2 separate regions of the Mus musculus genome follow, and region 2 is linked to region 1. The links are chromatin loops, found by intact Hi-C in ENCODE. Cell type or tissue: heart. All regions are shown on one strand. Region 1 overlaps Nav2 (neuron navigator 2). Region 2 overlaps Nav2 (neuron navigator 2).

Region 1 (4,000 bases):
GACAGCACACATCCTACCATGAGCCTCTTCTGAGTCTGTGGTGGGCATGATGAATCAGCCCTGACACTCGACATCATCTTCCTTTGCCTACTGCTCTAGACAGCTGCTACCGAGTGCTATCCCGGAGCACATCAAACTCACATATTTCTTATTTGATCTCCAACTTTCCTTTCACGAAGCACCCATAAAGAAAAACACGGTTAGCTGACCCACTTTCAAGTCAGAAAAACAGCTGGGGAGATGGCTCAGTCAGGAAAGTACGTGCCGTGCCAATATAAGGACCTGAGCTCAGATCTGCTGAACCCACATAAAAAGCAGGCACAGCAGTGCACGCCTGTGACACCAGAACGGGAGAGCAGACAGGTGGAAGCTCATTGGCCAGGGATCAATGAGATGGCCCTGTCTCAAAAAATAGAGATGGGTGAGGCAACAGAGATGGTTCTGTGGTTGAGAATACTTGCTGCTCTTGCAGAAAAGGTTCCTGAGTTTGGTTCCCAGCCCCATTTCAGCTGGCTTACAATTCCAGTGCCCTCTTCTGGCCTCAGGGAGCACCGCATTCACATGTATAAATATGCATACACACACACATAAGTAAAACTAATAACATAAAATCTTCAAATAGAGTAAACAAAGGTGGAGGGTAATTAAGGAAGGTACCCCATATCAACCTCTGGCCTCCACACATGTATATGTACATATACACATACACTCACCCCATGCACTGTTGTACACACCCAATGCTAACAAGCATACACACACAGGGGAGAGGGGAGTGGGAAATAGAGGTAACAGAAGCAGAGTGAGGAAGGAGCCTGTGAGGCATGGAGCAAGGCAGAGAAAGACTCCTCAGTATTATCCTTTTCCATTTTCTCTCTTACTGATAGATGAAACTGGGGGGGGGGGGGGCGGGCTCCCAGCAGAATCACACCCCTAGATATGCTTCAAGGAGGCTCAGGGCCAGCCACAAGCCTGCTGACAGGACCTCAAAGCTCAGATCAGGCACAGGTCAGAACTTCAACAAAGATGAAGGCAAGGTGGAAGCATAGCCTCCAAGGCTGTGAGCCTAGCCCAGCCCTCTCTCCATCCCCAGCGAGCCACAGAGGTGCGCCAAGGTAAGAAGTCTCACATAGGCTCCTGGGCCTCATGGAGCCTCCCTTTCCCCATTGGCAAAATGGGAAATCTACTACCCACTTCCTAGGGGCAGAGGAATCTAAATGAGCAAAGCTTCTCAAAGACTGTGGCGTGTGCAGTGATGAAGAGCAGAAGGAAGGGGGGGGGGCGGGATTGAAGGAGAAGTAGCACAACTCCGTTTAGGTGTCCTCCCATGAGGTACGTGGTGGTACCTACGCCTAGTACAGTCCTCTCCCCAAGGGTGGGCAGAACCTGCAACTCCGACATTACGTAAGAGAGTTCGTCTCACTGGGACGACTGCTCCTGAGCTGGTGCTGAAGGGTCAGGATTCCTATACGGCAAGAAGCTCTAAGAGCAGCTGCTCAGAGGTGAGGGTCATCTCCAGCTGGTTGCCAGCAAGACTCAGCACGCAGAGTCCCCCAGTGACGAGGACATGAGTTCCACCAGTAACCGAAGCAAGCATGAACGCCAACCCTTTCCCAGCGAGACCCTACATGAGGATGCGGGCCTCGAACATGATCAGGGCCTGACCTAGGTGATGTGTGGAAGCTGTGAGATAATAAAAGCATGTTTTAAATGGCTGCCTTTGTGGCAGGAGCAAAGCAGTCATGGAAGAAGGGGAAAGAAGAAATCAGTCTCAGAAATCAATGGCAAGGTAGAGGGGAACCTTCTTTCTCTGTCAGCCGCAATCCCCACTTTCAGCCTAGGCCCCACTGCTTGCGTTTCTGTGGGTCTCCCTGCAGAACACTAGCACGGCTTAACCTCTGAAATCCACTCACTTCTCCTGGCTGAAAGGAAAGCGGCTTTTGCACAATAAGTGGAGGAGCTGGGGCCCGGTCCTTGTCCTGGACCTTCTTCTCTGGCATTAGCGGGCTGCTACAGTTGACAATGGCAACCATCAACTGGATAATGTACACCAACAGATCTCCACAGCTCTGACTCTCAGACAGGGCTGCATACCAGAGACAGTGAAATGGCCAGGATCCACCCACTGGTCCACCCACCCCTCCCAGCTCAGGTCTAAGGCGCAAATATCCCAATGGCTCAAGCTCTTTTGCCCTGGTATTAAAACCAGAAACCACCAGAGACCATCTCTGGAGCCTTTGATTTCCTCAGCCCCTGTCAGAGTTGGCAGGATTAAACAGCCCTGTGTTCTCTTTTCCTTTTTGAAGCATGCCCAAAGTCTTCTAAAAAGAACTATGCGAGTTAAGGAAAGAGAGTCAGGCAGGAGGCAGGACACAGGTAGAGAGTCCATCTCAAAGCCCCAGTTTCCCGCTCTGGCCCTGGGATGGCTAAGGCAGCTCTGCCATGACTTTTCTTCTTTTGAGAGCATGGGCTGGCCTTAAACTTACTATGTAGCCGAGAATGGCCTTGACTGGCTGATCCTGCCTCCAGATTGTGAATCATCATACTGGGTTTATACAGTACTGGGGACGGAACCTGGGGCTTGCATTCTAGTTGAGCATTCTACACCCACAGCCCTGCTGAGTTTTAATGGAAACAGTTCTAAACTGCTGGGCTCCTCACAATCAGAATCAAAAGGAAGTCAAGAGGATGGGCGACATGTCTGGTAGAGACGTCAGGGTTCGCATTCCCTGGGCTGCCTCTGCTGTACCTCACTAGCTAGCTCCCAGAGGGAAAGATGGGCTTACCTACAACCTGGATGATCTGGGCCAGGAGCACGCCATCGGTCACATCTTGCTGGAGGTCCTTGATGAGGCGTTTGTGGCCGGATTTAGCGAGGTAATGATTGGCCCAATCCGTGTAGATCTACAAAGAAAGCACACAGGCAACTTCAGGAATCTGGGCAGAGCCCACTTCAGGGTCAGAGGCAACTGCTGGGACCTATGCTTGGGTACCCCAGTCACTTTCCTGCAGGCACTGGCAAGGGAGCTGCCAGAACCATTAATATTCAGTGCATTGTGCTGGCTAGGCATTCAGCTAGCTTGCAACGGTCCAGTCTACTGAGAAAACTGTGAAAGAAAAGCTAAAAAGAGCGTCAAAACATGCACAGACCTGAATAGGCCAGGGGACAAGGAACTAATAGTTTGTCCAGACGGCTTTGAGACGCTGCAGCTCTGAACACAAGTGAGGCCTCTCCTAGCCCGTCACAGCTTTTTCACTTTATGGAGAAAACGTATGGGGAGTTTGCCACCCAATAGGCATCTTTGGATGGGCCATTTAAGGCAAAGAGGGCTATTGAGTGGGCAGAGTTCTCAAGAGCCTGGCTCCCTTGTAAAGCAGCCAAGAGGGAAGCACAGAGTCCTGCTATCACACACGTGGAAGTAGAGCTAACTATGGCCTCGCCATCATTGAAATTTTAACTAGGTTAATTAAAAGCCAGCCACCATTTTTACTGTCAAGATTCTACAAATAGGGAGCCGGTGAAATGGCTCAGTGGTTAAGAACAATGGCTGCTCTTCCAGAGGTTCTGAGTTCAATTCTCAGCTACCACCTAGTGGCTCACAATCATCTCTAATGGGGTCTGACGCCCTCTTCTGTCATGCAGGCATACATGCAAATACAGCACTCATATACATTAAATCAATCAATCAATCTAAAAAGAGAGAGAGAGAGAGAGAATCTACAAATAAAACCTAGCCAATTCTAATACATGTTGTGGGACCTCTTTCCCTAGAGAGACAAATGTTTTAAACTTTATAAAGGACCAGCTACAAACGGATGATTGTACCAAGGTCTAACTTGGGGAACTGATGAATTTATTTCTTAGGGAGAACTGGTAACCTCCAAGCTGCCACAACTCTGAAATGGCTCGTCCCAGCACGATGACCACTTGCCGCAAAGATGGCCTTTCTCCTTCAATGATCTTTCCAGAGACTATAGACTTTAGCACCTCCCTTGGTCCAGG
Region 2 (4,000 bases), 65 kb after region 1:
AATAAATGACACCTCCCTAGCAAATGCTGGGCCAGCAAGGGACAGTCCTTCAGCTCCCTGCCTGTCTCCTGAGATGAAGTCAATGCAAAACCTCTCCTGCCCACACATTAAATGCCACCACCTACCCTCTTCCCCAACAGGGCTGCTGGAGTCACTTCCTGCTCGCCACACCATCCAGACCCTCTTCTCTTGCAGTGGCAGGAAGTTAGGCAGTGACAGAATTTCTAAGAGGACAGTATATTCCACCCCCCCCCCCCCCATTTTGAAGCCCTGGACTGCTTTCTCTTCTGAACTAGGCTGCGTGTTCTCATGCATCCATGAAAGTGCCCAGGCTGTTCCCTCATCCTGTGCATGGCTGTTCCTGACAGTCACTGCCCTGCCAAATGGTATAGCTGTGACTTTTCAGATCTAGGACAAAGTTAACTCTGTTGGTGGAGTTCTTTCAGGTCCTTCTTCCCATTGGAACTGCCCATCCCTCCTCTGTGGTCCTCACTAATTCCTCTACCTGCCAATGTAGACAGTGTTGACACCATCACCTCTGGGTGATACAGTCCCTCTGAACAAATTCTCTATCTTACCCAAGTGTACACTCAAGTGCCCGACTTGCCATTAGCGAGGTTAGACAGAACCAGAGAGTCCAGAGTGGAGAGGCTGAAGGACACTTAAAGATCACCCCATTTTATTTCCTAATTTTCTGGAGGAATCTGGACCCCTTGTATAGGAGTCCTTTCATGGTATCATAAAAAGGTACTAGAGATAAACTCAAGTACAGGGAGGCTGGAAGTGCTGGGCCAGATAGCATCCAGGGTGGCCAGGTAGGATGCATCAAATCCACACAACCATGAGGTCTGCAGCCTCACCATGTGCTGGGCACCCAGAACCCAGGCATTTCACAGGGGCTAGAAAGCAAGGCTGGAGAGTAAGCCTGTGTCTTATGTCTCTCCGGACCTACTGCTGTTTTGAGCACAGTCTGTGTTTTGAGAAGAGTCTGGGGATGACGGAATGATTGACTGAAGACTCACTTGATAGCTCTGGTGTAGGGGCTCTGTTTTGGCTTATTGGAGGCTGACAGATCTCCCCAGAGCAGGGCAGCATACTTCTCAGCCAATCTCAGAGTTGCTAGGTACCCCTGGTATTTATTTGCTCAATTCCACACCTCAGGCCTCAAGGCTCCTTCACGACCCTCCCCCGCCATCACTTCAAGGAAGCAGATAAGGCTTGAAGTTGTGCAATCTCAGGGTGACCTCTGACCCCACTTTGAAGGGCCCCTGTGTGGCCAGGCCTCCCTCCCCCCACTGGCCAGGAGTGAAACTCCTAGCTCCGACCTAGCTAAAGGTCAGGGCTGATGACCTTCGGGAAGTGGCTTAAGGACTTAGTTTAGCTTTCTCTGCCCACTCAAGTGAACCAGAGGTTCATGTAGGGCAAAGGTAACTGGCTGAAGGAAGAACTATGAGCCCTGACATGGCAGTGTGGGCCCAGAAGCCTGGGAAGCTCTCGCTGAAGCATGTAGGGTTGCCAATTTACAACTGACAGCAGCCCAAGCATGGCTTGTTCCGAACAATTTTCAGAATTATTGCTTGGAAAGGAATTGCCGTCTTGGAGTCCTCTGGAGTTGTGTTGGGTTGCTGGGCTCTGTTTTCTGTGGCTACGGTTTAAAAGGGGAGAGGATGGGGTGGCTGTTGATTAGGTATTCACTACAGATCTGCCTTTTCACTCTTGGCCAGATCTGGTTCTCAGGGATGAGGATTGGAGGTTTAAGAAGCAGCCTCTCTTCCAGAGGGATGCTTATGGTCAACGCTTCCTGGAAACTGTTGGGGGACAAGCCCAGCCCAGCATAGCCCTGTGAGCCTTGGCTGTAGGGAATGCACGGACTTCTCGCCCAAAGAGTTTGTGGCTGAGCAGCTAAGCACTCACAGTGGAGAGGAAGTAGAAACGAGTGCCTGGTGGAGGTGTGGGAAGCCTCCCCTGGGACGAAGCAGTCGGTAGGTAAGCTAGTTACATTTCTCTCCAGCACCCTTTCCTTCCAGGAGGTAGACAACACACATATGCATGCACACATGCAGACACATGCACATGCATACTCATACACACACTCGGGCACCCACACATGCATACACACACACACACACACACACACACACACACACACACACACACACACACACACACACAAGTGTACACAACCTGCTCTTAGGGTTTTTTTTCTTCCCCAGCCCAGGAGAGGGTGCTACAGATAGAGCTGGCACCTGGGTCTGAGCCTCAGGACACAAGCTGAAGATAAACAAGAAGAAAGAGACATGGTCTCAGACAGGGGGACTTCCTGTATGGAAATCAAGAGAGATGACCCACCCTGGAAATCCCAGAACCAAGTCTGTTGTTCAGCAAAGGCTACCTCTCGGGTGCAGCTGCTGCCTGCCTTTCGCTTGCCCATCGGCCCCTGAAATGGGGCTGGTCATTGTTAGCACTGCTGGCTTGGCCTGGGCCTTTTTAGGCAGTCCTCAGTTCCCACATCAGAGCTAGAGAATAGCTCCCCAGAGTCAGCTCAGCCTTCACTGCAGCCTGTCCCTCCCCACAACTTCCTCCTGGTCATGTTCCAGTGAACATGAACACCAAGAACTCACCACAGCCCACTTTTGTGTTTGCCAAGGCCTTGTCAGGTCAGCTACCCTGGCAACTATTCTTTTTTCTTTTTCTTTCTTTTTTTTTAAAATGTTTTCATGTGTGCATGCTATGTGGATGTGTATGCACATTTGGAGCAGCATATGGAGGTCAGAGAGCAACCTTGGGTGCTGGATAGAGGTCTTCCACCTTGCTTTATATAGGGTCTTTTGTTTGCTGCTGGGTTTGCCAGGCTAGCTGGCCTGTGGGTCTCTGGGGAGTTCTCCTATCCCCACCTGCCATCTTGACAAAGGAATGCTACCCAACATTTTTAAGAATGAAAAAATTACATTTTATGGGTTGAGTATGGTGGTGTATACCTTTAATGCTAGCACTTAGGAGACAAGGGCCAGCCTTGTCTACAAAAGTTCCATGCTAGCCAGGGCTAAGTACTCAGACTCCATCTCCACAAAAATGTTCTGCAGGGAGAGAAAGCAGCTATCAACAGTTAAACATGGGCCAACAAGATGGCTCAGGGAGTAAATGCACTTGCTACCATGTACACAGTACATTCATTCATTAATTAATTTAAAAATTTTTGAAAAAAAAAATCAATTGAAGGCTGGAGGATGGCCTGGTGGTTAAGAGTACTGGCTGTTTTTCCAGAGGACCCGAGTTCAGATCCCAAGCACACATGTGGTGGCTCCTGTGGGTGCCACCTGTAACCCCAGTTTTGGAGGCTCTGGTGCTCTCTTCTGTCCTCCACAGGTACTAGGCACGCATATGCTCCAAGTTACATACATACAGGCCAACAGTCATACACATAAGATTAAAATAAACAAATATTCAAAAAAGTTGAGTGCCTTTCTCAGAGTCACACAGCTACAAAGAGAGCCCTCCTGTGTTCCTAATTCATCTGGCTGCAGGGCCTTCCTCTTAGCCCCTGAAGTTCTGACTCTGTTCAGCACACACCACTGTCATCACATAGACCAAGGGTCCATACATAAACAACCCAGACCACAAATGTGGTCAGCTGCACGGTTTGGGACAAGTAAGAACTGCCACCCTGTCTGGTGGCTTTGCCATCATGGTCTTTAATGATTGACGCTCATAGAGAAACTCCATCAGAGGGTCAAGATTCATCCTCTGGCCTTGCAATACCACCTATCCTAGCCCTGTGACCTGGGGCAAGCCCTGGCCTCGAGGTGGCTCAGTCTCCTCTGTCTCAGGAGCAAGGCCATTCTCAGCTCTCCATCTGTTCTAAAAAGCCGGGAAGACCACGTGCCAGAGTCTTAGAAACCATGAACTCTTAACGCTAGTTCCTCAAAGGTGGCTGGAGGAAGAAGCTAAGCCTGCCCAACAGCTCACCATGTGTCTTAACTGTGCAGGACTTCAGGTAGCC

The links. A loop is a pair of places that touch in the nucleus more often than their neighbours do. Peaks named below come from ENCODE experiments on the same cell type or tissue, not always from the same donor. Only the 100,000 strongest peaks of a DNase experiment are listed, where the experiment ranks them.
Region 2: it touches region 1 in a loop (2.1-fold over the local background); 1 of 42 quality-filtered maps calls a loop at or near these places.

Annotation. Positions count from the first base shown.
Region 1 is chr7:49,360,999-49,364,998 of GRCm38, reverse strand. It overlaps Nav2 (neuron navigator 2), which reads right to left. Exons shown (of 39, transcript NM_175272.3): 2 at 2,784-2,901. Among named protein-coding and RNA genes, the nearest start is that of Gm51448, 12 kb to the right of the region's middle. In heart, no CTCF peak of the experiment used is centred here; no DNase peak of the experiment used is centred here.
Region 2 is chr7:49,295,901-49,299,900 of GRCm38, reverse strand. The region is part of intron 1 of Nav2 (neuron navigator 2); the gene reads right to left. Among named protein-coding and RNA genes, the nearest start is that of Nav2, 52 kb to the right of the region's middle. In heart, no CTCF peak of the experiment used is centred here; no DNase peak of the experiment used is centred here; H3K27ac peaks cover 1,563 bases.